Linked DNA regions of Homo sapiens: regions 1, 2 and 3 are each linked to region 4. Evidence: chromatin contacts called from ENCODE Hi-C or POLR2A ChIA-PET data. All regions are on one chromosome and are shown on one strand. The core of a region is the stretch at or near the end of the contact, and the rest is flanking DNA. Distances in the headings are between cores, read along the strand shown. Region 1 has its middle 100 kb from the start of TBC1D9. Region 2 overlaps IL15 (interleukin 15). Region 3 has its middle 35 kb from the start of TBC1D9. Region 4 holds the start of ZNF330 (zinc finger protein 330).

Region 1 (2,700 bases), core at 120-2,619, 360 kb before region 4:
CCGCAGGTATTCAGGCTTGAGGGTGGTACCTTTGCTGGGGAAACCACCCTCTTCTATCCAGTATTTCCATGACTAATCATATTTTGAAGGGGCGAGTCTAGAAAATAACACACATTGGGGTCTTAAAATAATGAGCTTCCTTGCATAGCTAAAATTAGCATTCTGTGGGGACTCACCTTGTGGGTTGTGTGTGTGTGTGTGTGTGTGTGTGTGTGTGTGTGTGTGTTTGCAGGTGTCCCTGCTTATATACAGTGGTTGCATCATCCTATTCTACTTCCAGTACTTCCAGACTAGACTTGTTCCTGTTCAGGGAGTGTTTCCTGATTATACATAATCTTCCTATACATAAACTTTCAGTTTTCTTTTTTTTATTATAGAGACAGGGTCTTGCTCTGTCACCCAGGGTACAGTGGTGCAATCATAGCTCACTGCAGCTTTGACATCCCTGGCTCGGCTCGGCTCAAGTCATCCTCCAGCCTCAGCCTCCTGAGTGGATGGGACTATAGGCACATGCCACCATGCCTGGATAATTTTTTAATGTTTTTCTAGCGACAGCGCTCTCACTTTGTTGCCCAGGCTGGTCTCAAACTCCTAGCCTCAAGCAACCCTCCTGCCTTGGCCTCCCGAAGTGTTGGGATTACAGACACGAGCCACCATGCCCAGCAGCTTTTCTTGCTTTCCATTCCTTATATTTTTGAGTGGTCAGGAGGTGCTTACCCATTTATGAAAGCAGCATGGTGCTGCCGAAGGAACTCTGGCAGTGGAGTCAGGAAAACCCAAGTTCTAGTCCTGAGTCCATCCCTCATTAATGTCCTCCCTTTTCCTCTCCACCTTTTTGTTTCAAACAAGGGAGATAAAAAAGAGGGAAAGAAAATATGATAAGAGGCAAATGGACTACCTTTAACTTTCCTTATCATAAAGGAAGCTCTGTGAGTCAGGTCCTGTGTGTGTTTAGGTCCTGGCATTATACCTCAATCTCAGGTAAAGGTCTCCTGAAATTATATTTAACTGGGAGTTTTGCTGGCATAAAAAACATCAGGTCCAGGCCCAGAGTGATGCAATTTTATTCTCAGGTCTAACTCTATTGTGTTCTAACATTCTCTAATTCACTTCTCTGCTCTCACATGTATTTATAGACATGGATACCATTGCCAAAGCTCTGAATTATGTTTTTCTCCTTAGAGATTTGAGACCCTTGGCTCCCATTAGATCTATAATATCAATGACAGCTGTGTTGTGTGTGTATACAGCTCTCATAGCAACCAAGTGCAGTTGCCCGCCAATGAAACCTGGCTCTGCTTTCCCCCTTGCCTATTTAGTAAATGTCCTTAAGAACAAAGAAGGTGGGAATGTTAGAGGGAGGCACAGCGGGAGTGATTAGTTTAAGGGTTATGACTAATCAGGCATGTTCCCTGTGGGGGAAGGTGGGGCGTGTCTTCCATAACAGGAAGGTCCGAAGAGATTGAGGCGTTTAATTTGTACCTCCCTGTATGCCAGCAGATACAGGCTACCACTGGTTGGAGATTTAGGACGGCACCTTCTTTTGCTAGGGTGCTGTGACTGAAAGCCAACAAGGGGAGATGCAATCACAGTGAGCAGAGGGTCCCCATGGTATCTTTGGTGGCTCGGTGGAAAGGTCTTTCTCCCTGATTCTTCTCACAGCCAAGAACAAAGATTTACAGTGAGACTTGGTGGAGGCTCTCTACTACCTGTGAGTGTGATGAAATAAGAGGTCAAATTGCTTCTGTTGTTGGATCACTAAGAATGATGGAACTAGTGTTTTAAAATGTCTCATAAAGAGGAGACCTCTCTCAGTCACCTGAGTTTCTTAATTGGTATTCACTCTTCTGTAGATAGTAATTACCGCAGAGCAAAAATGACTCATATTCTCTCCCTACCCTTTGTTCCCCAATTTGTTGCAATGCATTATTCAAGGAGATGAGTAGCACTACTAACACTGGCTTCTAAAGAATTATTAGACTTAGAAAAGAACTAGGTCGGGCACAGTGGCTCATACCTGTAATCTCAGCACTTTGGGAGGCCGAGGTGGGCAGATTACTAGAGGCCAGGAGTTCAAGACCAGCCTGGCTAACATGGTGAAACCCCATCTCTACTAAAATTCCAAAAATTAGCCAGGTGTGGTGGTGGGTGCCTGTAATCCCAGCTCCTCCTCGGGAGGCTGTGTGCAGGAGAATTGCTTTCGAACCCAGGAGGCGGAGGTTGCAGTGAGCCGAGGCTGTGCCACTGCACTCCAGCCTGGGTGACAGAGCGAGACTCCATCTCAAAAAAAACTAAAAACAAAACAACAATAACAATAAACAGAACTAAATATACTTCTGTGTCTTCTGAATGATGGTTTAGCTTACAGTCCTCCAAACATAGGTATTAACAGAATAAGAGTTAAGCGGCAAAGCTGACCCAGCTGGCCCATTACAAAGCTGTGGGGAGTTTTCTTTTTCTTTTTTTTTTTTTTTTTAGCTACTTAATTTTGTCAAAATCTGGGGTTGTAAATGTTCCATTCTCAAATGTGTGAATATGCTGCATTAAGTCTCAAAACAAAAGCCCACAAAGTGGAGTTTCTAGGTGGGATGGGGCCTCCGCCTTCAGGCACAGCATGATAGCAAGCCAGGCTGATGCCCAGTGAAGCCAGGCTGATGCCCTGGCATGCGTGTGACTCTGGGAAGTGCCCAGTGATCTCTC
Region 2 (2,700 bases), core at 93-2,592, 430 kb after region 4:
GTGAGTGGGAGATGTACTATATCATTAGGTGTCATTTTCACCGAATACGTTATTATCAGCAGGTAATAAGAAATGTGCATCATTACAAATTCTCATCTGGTATTTTGTGCTCAAACAGACAAGGTATGTCTTCTGTGGCAGCACTGAGTGATCACATAGAGACTGGTGTCAAAAAATGGCTCTTATAAATTACAGGATACATTTTAATAGTTAAACAATTATCTAAAGAGGCACCACTGGAAAATTGTTTAGTAACAATTGGCTGATTTTTATGATGAAGGATAATTCAATTAAAAAAATTATTTACAGCCTCCTTTGGTTCAGAAACTGTGCCATGCTTTGGGCATTCTAAATGAATTTTGTCTTCCAGGAGTTCATCTTCTAAGCAGCTTTATGGAGAATGTCATAGTTTTTTCCCAAATTTTCTTCATATATGATTAGACAAAATATTTAAATCTGTGCTACATAATATTTTGTGGTATTTTGATTTTAATTTTATGAGTGGATAATACATTACCATGGTTTAAACTTCAAAAGTTTCAAAGCGCTTTCCAATTCCCTTCTATAGATGCAACCAGTGCTATCATTTTCTAGTGTATGTCCTTGCAAATGTTTTGTGCAGACACACAAAAATGCACGTATATATTTAACCATCCCCCTTTCTGAAAACAAATACACACTGTCGAGTTACCTTTTTCTTTTTACTTTAAAAATACACCTTGGATATATGTTCATGCTAATATTAAAAAAAACTTCCCATTCTTTTCTATGGATGTATAATATTACATTGCATGCATGTATTATAATTTACTTAAGCAGTACCCTACTGATGGACATTTAGGTTTTTTCCATTCTTTTGCTATTACAGGAAATATTCACATGAGTAATTTCAACACTGATATTCTAAAGTGAGCTAGAGTGACTGCATTCCTGTTTCCCAGCCCATATTCCATAGAACACAAGTCTCATGAGATGTTCAATATCCAAAAGGGTTCTATAGTTAAATAACTTTGATTAACTCTGGGTATTTGTTGATGTTTATAGTGCATACTGTCAAATTAAAAGAAATCTTGCAATAATCTGCTTCGATGTAATCCAAGTGTTTCCTGACCTCACATTTTCTCAAGGAATGGAATACACTATTGTTTTAGGTCAGGTTCTTGGGAAGCAGACTGAGATGGAAATATACATGCGAGAGGCTTACTGGGGCATGTTCTAAGGAACAACACCTGATGGAAGTAAGGGCAGATCAAAACAGGGTGGGCAGAGGGAGAAGTTGGACTGTGATGCAGTTGGAACAGTGGCCTCACTGGATCCAACAGGGAGCCCTCTAGAGGCAGGATGGCCCTTTGGGGATGTTACAGCTCTGGAAGGGAAGCAGGCCAGATTCCTGGAAGGGAAGCAGGCCAGATTCCTGGAAGGGAGAGCTTTCTTCCATTGAAAGCATTTATCAGGAGGGGCTCAGCTATGAGCTGTCAGCTGGAACAATGAATTTCATTGTTCACTACAACTCTGTATAGAATCTTCAAATTTTTAAAGGAAATGCTTATCAGTTCCTAGAGTGTCTTGCTGGTCAGAGCAAGTCACTTGGTCTCCAGGGACTCAGTTTCTTGCTGTATGAAATATGGATGCTGAGCTGAAAGTTCTTTAGAGTTTATAACATTCTTTGCATCTATTTCCATTTCAGTATGTGCTAATTGAATTCCAAGGTCAGACATAAGTTTTCCCCAAGACATACTTGGCCATATAGAGGCCTATGATGTGGATAGATAAGCTCTAACTTTTTAATATTTCTGCTGTGCAGTTATGGAAAAAAAGTGCATTGTTATAATGCTTTCAAGTATGTGTTACTTAACTTGGGGCAGACTCTTGGGGCGAAGGTGCATAAGAGCTGAATTAGAGCTTTTTATTAAAATATAAAAATATATTTTTAAAATATTTTGGTTACCTCTTGTTGGGTGTTTGCTGGAGAAGCTAGCTTGCTATCTTCCTAGGAACATTGGCCCATATTGATAAAATTGAAGAAATATACTGGCATAGGGTGTAAAAGAGAGAGGAGCATAACTGGCTTTAAAGCACATTCTTAGGAGCTCTTATTTATTCTCCTTTTAGAAGCTCAGGAAGCAAACAGGTATAGACAAACAGCTATAGCAATTTCTCAGGGACCTTCCATTTGGGAATCAGATGGGTCTAAATGCCCATCCTATGTCATTTATGGTACTTGTGAATTTCATTCTCATGCTCCTGCAGGATTCATCAATTGTGGTTGTTATTGATGGAAGCTTGTTTCCTGGTAGGAGTGGGGAAAGGGCTCAGGGAATGGGCCTCTCTTAAGTGTGCCTGGTAGAGTTAATGAAGGTTCATAAAGAGGATGGAAAACATATCCAAGAAAAAGAAAATGTTCTTTAAGATAAGGAAATGGGAAGTGAAATCAAATTTAAGGCGGTATTATACAAACATGATGCAGAGAAAAAAGCAAAAAGAAAAAAAAAAACAATTCTAAGATTGGTGGCTGTATGGGTGTAAGATCAACTTTTAAACTGAATGTAAGTTTTTCTAAAAAACCTTAATCTTTTTCTTCAACACAAAGCTTCATGCGGATTCTTGGATCATACTGAAATTTGATTAAGATGTTTCTTAATTTATTTTATAAAATAAAAGTTATACTACTTTACTTTTTTAAATGGCATAATAAGTTGG
Region 3 (2,700 bases), core at 124-2,623, 430 kb before region 4:
TGTACCTCTGCACTACAGCATGGGCAACAGGAGTGAGACCCTGTCAAAAAAAAAAAAAGGAAGAAAAAGAAAGATAACTTTATAGCATTCATAGCAGGAGAAAAACAGAGGACAAAGTCAGATTACTGTGTTCCACAATTTGTACAGTACAAGATTTCTAAGGAGAAAAAGCGAAAAGTGAAAAGTGCACTATTCTATTGCAAGACATAGCAAGTAATTGCCAACTTCCTTCAAAACTGAAACATGAATGTTCATGCTTATAGCAAATGTCATTGCACAATTAAAGGCACAGTGTGCCTAACGTATGGCATTGTCAGCGTGTGAGTAATCTGTGTGTTATGTTTGACACGAGACATATGAGGTGTCATGACTAACTAAGGATACATTCTGTCCTGGCAGTTTCAATAGCATGAAGCATGACAATAATGGGGAGGGAAAATGAAGCCAAATACGTGGAGAGAGAGATATGTGTTTTTTTTGAGACAGAGTCTCACTCTGTTGCCCAAATATATGAATACATTTTTAAAAATCGTGTCTTCTATTTCATGGACTTTACTTTTCATCTTGCATGAAAAGTGAGAAAGGAAGTATAAAGTGCAATTGAATCAAGCTTCTCTTTTCGAAGTTGGTCATTACCTTATATAAGAATGTGTTTCTGTGCCTCTGTCTTTCAGTGAGGAGAAGGAGGGAGATGTGGGAGAGGAACAAGCTTGACATCTCCCTAGTGCTCAGTTATTGCCAGTAACTGTGCTGGTGTGTTATCTGTGCTGTCACTGACGCAGAGCAGCAGGAGGGGTTGGCGTTAGAGTGAACTCTAGGAACAGGCTCTAGGGTGGGGGTCCTGGTTCAGCCACTTAGCACTGTGACTGAGCAAATTCTCAACTAGCCATAGCAACTAACAGGGCATTGAGAGTTTGCCCTGTGTGAGGCACCATATCAAGTATTCTCCTATTATTTTTCGAATCCTCACAACATCCTTCTACACAAGATAGAAGAAATTGAGGTAAAGTTAAGGCAGAAGGAATGGCATAAAGAGGAAAAACATCTGGGTTCTAGAGTAATACTGCTGGTGTTCATGTCACCGCTAGACCACTTATTACCTGTGTCACTGTTGGCAAATTATTACATTCTCTTGAGACAGCTAGGGCATACTTTGAATAGGGTTTGGCACATAGGAAGAGCTCAGTAATATCAACTCCTATTGTGACTCAGTGAAATGGCAGGTATCCCTGTTTGTGAAGTACATTAACTGCTTAGTCTTGAGGAACAGAGAGAACAGATATCATGACTTGAGGACACTGGTTTGAGGCCAGAAAATGTACATACAGCTATTGTAGGCTGGTATTGAGGACTGTGCGCGTGCTCACTGGTCCGTGTCTACTCCAACAGTGCATGTTCCTCTTTCAGTTCCTCTTTGGGGTCTGGGTGGGGAGAAGTGCAAAGGGAAGAGGTGTCATGCCTTTGTGATTTCTTTCAAGAGCAAATCAAGGCTTCCAGTAATGAGTACCCTAGAGTGTCAAGACATTCTCTAGCCAAAAGGCCACCAGCTTCCCAATAAGGAGAGTATCTGTGACATGTAGCACACCCAACAGAAATAAACCTCATGAACTCAGAATTCTATCTGGGGGGACTCTTTATTTGTGCTCCAGAACTTTGAAGGCTAGTAGTAAGGCCCATTCAAAATATAAAGACATTTCTATGTTATAATACTCAGAGGATTCTTTAATCAAAATTTGCGAACATGGCAAAAAGCTAGTTTAAAAAGATGAAACTCTCACTGATGTAATGAAAAATTTATCAGTTATGTATTTATCTCACTAAGTGATGAATTAGTTTATGCTTAAGCTCATTTTCAACACTGGTGCTCAGATTTTACAAAATTGCTTTTAATTACCAAACCCCCCCAAGACTCAGAAGGCAGCCAGTATAAGGGCAGTTGTCTGTTTTTTTAGAGGGAACATGAATAAATGCATTCATGCTTCTCCTTACGAATCACTACTCTTTCTAAGGCTCTATTTTTTTTTTTAAGGGATGGGGTCTCCATCCCTCTGTCACCAAGGCTGGAGGGCAGTGGTGCTATCCCAGCTTACTGCAGCCTCTGACTCCTGGGCTCAAGCAATCCTCTCTCCTCAGCCTCCCAAAATGCTAGGATTACAGCTGTGAGCCACCGTACCCAGCCGTCTTTAATTTTAAAGGAGCAGTCTGAGCTCTGTTGGCCAAGAAGGGCTGTAGATGCTGGAGGCCTCTTCTACAACCAGCCCAAGTTCCCTGCCACTTTGACAATCTGAGTGAGGGTCTTGGCTTGGCAGCCCCAGAGCCAATGAATGGCTAGAGACCCATCCATAATCCAGAGCAAAATTCCCATTTCTGTTTGGTTATTCTTTTCTTTTCCTCATCTTATCCATTCTCTAGGTTTTATTTCCAGCCTATTATGATGTATATTTGGTCTGGCTAGATAAGACAGTCTCCAAACAGAGACAGAATGATCTTGAGAAGAAGATAGCAACATCATTTGAATGGTTTCCATGGATTTTATTTGGGGTTAATTGATCTTAGCATCTCCTAAGTAACCTGAATGGTTCAAAATGCAGCCTTCAGTTTTTCCTGTCTGACTACAGTTAGGTCTTGATTGAGATCACCATGGTAATCTGTTTTAAAGTATGAAAAAGGGCCTGCTTAAGGCCAACTAGCAGAGAGAAG
Region 4 (2,700 bases), core at 141-2,640:
CAACACAATCCAGCTCTTGGCCATCTTCAGGAGTCCTTTAACCCAAGGTTGCACTCTTCTCCTTTGGCAGCGTTCATCCAGTGACTAAATGTCATAGGTGTATAAAGGTCCAGCCCAGTTCCCCTAACTCAAGACAACTCTGAAGGGATATCCCAGATTCAAAACGAGGCCTTCACTGAGACGTCACTGCAGGTCAACTCTTCCCTCTGCTCAATCCTGCTTCCATTTCTCCTGCAGATGTTGTTCCCCAAAGCATTCCCTAACATACTCATTATACTCTTCTCTGACTCAGAGTATGCTTCCTGGGGAAGCCAACCTAAAACAGTTGGTGTCAGGAGTGGTTCAAGTTAGGCTAAGATGGGATTTATGATTCGAATCACAGGCCATGTGACTATCAATGAGGACCCCCTCGGTGGTAGGTGTAGGACACACAGACCTCGGCACAAGGTAACAGTGCAATAGTTACAACTTTCATCAGTAATGAAACTGGGGTGGTATTCTAACGTAACTGGGGTGGTATTCTAATTTATATACGAGTAGGTAAAATGTATCAGGCATTTGAGAACTATGAGGGAAATAGTAACCTTAATGACAGTGGCATTGACTGTTATTGCTAAGTAAAATTGATTCTTTGAAAATAGCAAAAGGCTGAGATGGTTAATTGGCTATCAAAATCTAAGAGTAAATTCCAGAAGGCCTCTTTGGTCCAAATAAAGAGGCTTTTATCTCCTGCAGGGGGAGGGCAGGAAAAGCACAGGAATAGGCCTGGTACTGAATCCTAAGTGCGGCAGAGCTCCGAAAGAGATTAGGAAACCCAGCTTGGTCGGCTATGCAAAGGTGGAGGTGCTTGATCGGAAGGAGATTCTGATGCAGGGGGAGGATCATCAGGTTTCAGTTAAAAGCAGGCAGATTACACATTAGAGGTAGAGAATGTGGGATGATTTGTTCACAAAGGAATGGAATCCAGAGGGCATAACAGAAATAAGAGACAGGGGAGGCTGGTACGGAAGTTCATCAGGCAACTGAAGGCACAGTTTGCGCAGCAACCAAGAAAAGGTGGGATGTGAGGCACGCAAGATGTAGAGGTGGGGAAAGGTTTCCAACAGAATTCAACATGAATTTGCTGTTTGAGTCAATTGATCCAGTACCAAGTCTGTGAGTTCATTTTCCTCTTCCTTTTAGATTTCTCCTTTTTCTAAAAAAGTAAAACTGAGGGGGCCTTCCCCTGCTTTCCCTCCTTCTGCTTCCCTATTTTCCCTCGCATTCCCTTCCTTTTCTGCAGATCCTCTGCTTAGGAATGGGGCATTGGCCCCCGCAGGAGTGGGCGGGGAAGGGGCGGAGCGAACAGAGGTGGGCGGCTCCCGTCCTATGACGTCAGCCGTAAGGCGCTGCTGTCGTAAAAGGACGTCCGGTCCGTCTCCTAGTGTCCGGAATCGGCTGTCAGCCTCCCTGGCTGTTAGTACCTTCTTTCCCGGAGTCCTGGTCCACGAGTTGGATTTACTGCTGTCGCGGGTGGGCCTCACGCCATTCCCTGTCCCTCGGCCCCCTGAGTGAGTCCGGTCTCCCGGCGAAAGTGAGCGAGGTTTGCCCGGAGCGCGCACGAGGTAGGGTGTCCCGCGGGCGGGTGACGGTTGCGGGTCCCCGTTGCGGGTCCCCGAGCCGCCTGGCACCTCCGCCGCTTCTCCCCTGGACGCCCCTCCGCCCCACTGGGTCCTCCAGCTCCAGGCTGGACTCCTAAAGCCGCAGTGCCCCGTGCCTGTTTCCTCATTTGGTGACACACGCAGTGCATGCAAGAAGTTGGAGTGTTACCGGAAAAGGGCTTGAACCCGTATAAGGCTGAGAAGAAGATTCACTCTTTTGAGCGTGCAGAACAAACTGGAGGGAAAAAAAAATGAGATTTAACTTTATCAGAGGATTCAGAGGATATCTCTGAGGACGCAGAAAGTTAATCCGCATGATCACCTCGTGATTATTTTCTGAGGTTCTTTGGCCAGGGCAGCACGCCCTCTAGATTTTGTCATTTTACATATTGGAATGGTGCCTTAGTGGTCTGGGCGTTACGTTACCGAAATAACCACCTATTAAATCTGGCTATTTTTCAGTTGCTACCGTACTGCTTACCACCTGTTTTGTTTTTTTTTTAATTGAGCATTCAGTTCAGAAAACTTCAGTTTAGAAAAATCTTGTATTTCAACTAAATGATGAAAATTAAACATACTCTTAAACGTAAATTTGAACCCCGTTAAAATTACATGCTCACTGCGTGTAGAGGGAAGAGCATTTGTTAAAGTCAGAGCAACTAATACCTTAAATATCTTCAGAATGTTTTGACTTTGTAGTTAATAAATAGTGTTATTTGTTGACTGTTAGATGTTTTGTTTACATATTACATAGGAAAAATTAAACTTGTTATACTTAAGGTGTTGGCAGCGTCAGGTCATCTGAATATATAGCTCAAAAAAGTGATATAAACTGGCTAAATAATGCTCTTATTAATGATTTTTTTGTTTTTGCTAATGATACATGATTCATTTGTTTTAATGAGGTGCAGAATACTTTATCATTGGAGAAACTTTTTTCTTAGTGGGAAAAGAAGACTAGTTTGTCTTTTAGGGTAAATTTTTTTGACGTTTACATTTTTAGAATCGTTAGTGCCAATAAATGCGTTAAGGATCACCCGCTTCATTTGGAATAATATGT

What was found. A loop is a pair of places that touch in the nucleus more often than their neighbours do. ChIA-PET counts read pairs that join two places held with the same protein, here RNA polymerase II (POLR2A). Pooled maps may share reads with other maps.
Region 1: a loop to region 4 is called in a map of gastrocnemius medialis, with 4 times the contacts of the local background. The contact joins the enhancer-like site here to the promoter of ZNF330 in region 4. A Hi-C loop is called at or near these places in 16 of 168 maps with a recorded cell type or tissue (MCF 10A, PC-9, Right ventricle myocardium inferior and 9 more) and 30 of 50 pooled maps.
Region 2: a pooled map shows a loop between it and region 4 (2.2-fold over the local background). The contact joins the enhancer-like site here to the promoter of ZNF330 in region 4. A Hi-C loop is called at or near these places in 2 of 168 maps with a recorded cell type or tissue (IMR-90 and ascending aorta), 1 of 37 single-sample maps with no recorded cell type and 4 of 50 pooled maps.
Region 3: a loop to region 4 is called in a pooled map, with 3 times the contacts of the local background. The contact joins the enhancer-like site here to the promoter of ZNF330 in region 4. A Hi-C loop is called at or near these places in 1 of 37 single-sample maps with no recorded cell type and 2 of 50 pooled maps. POLR2A ChIA-PET finds 5 or more read pairs at or near these places in 1 of 52 experiments (common myeloid progenitor, CD34-positive).

Annotation. Positions count from the first base shown.
Region 1 is chr4:140,855,527-140,858,226 of GRCh38, forward strand. No RefSeq gene overlaps it. Among named protein-coding and RNA genes, the nearest start is that of TBC1D9, 100 kb to the left of the region's middle. Within about 2 kb of position 1,370, at least 5 of the 41 ENCODE cell types and tissues checked have a DNase peak (open chromatin) inside an H3K27ac peak, as active enhancers do; they include PC-9, where a contact is called at or near this core.
Region 2 is chr4:141,652,894-141,655,593 of GRCh38, forward strand. The region is part of intron 1 of IL15 (interleukin 15); the gene reads left to right. Among named protein-coding and RNA genes, the nearest start is that of IL15, 18 kb to the left of the region's middle. Within about 2 kb of position 1,343, at least 3 of the 41 ENCODE cell types and tissues checked have a DNase peak (open chromatin) inside an H3K27ac peak, as active enhancers do; they include ascending aorta, where a contact is called at or near this core.
Region 3 is chr4:140,789,643-140,792,342 of GRCh38, forward strand. No RefSeq gene overlaps it. Among named protein-coding and RNA genes, the nearest start is that of TBC1D9, 35 kb to the left of the region's middle. Within about 2 kb of position 1,374, at least 7 of the 41 ENCODE cell types and tissues checked have a DNase peak (open chromatin) inside an H3K27ac peak, as active enhancers do.
Region 4 is chr4:141,219,505-141,222,204 of GRCh38, forward strand. It overlaps ZNF330 (zinc finger protein 330), which reads left to right and starts at 1,391. Exons shown (of 10, transcript NM_014487.6): 1 at 1,391-1,604. RefSeq lists enhancers at 1,176-1,682, 1,683-2,187.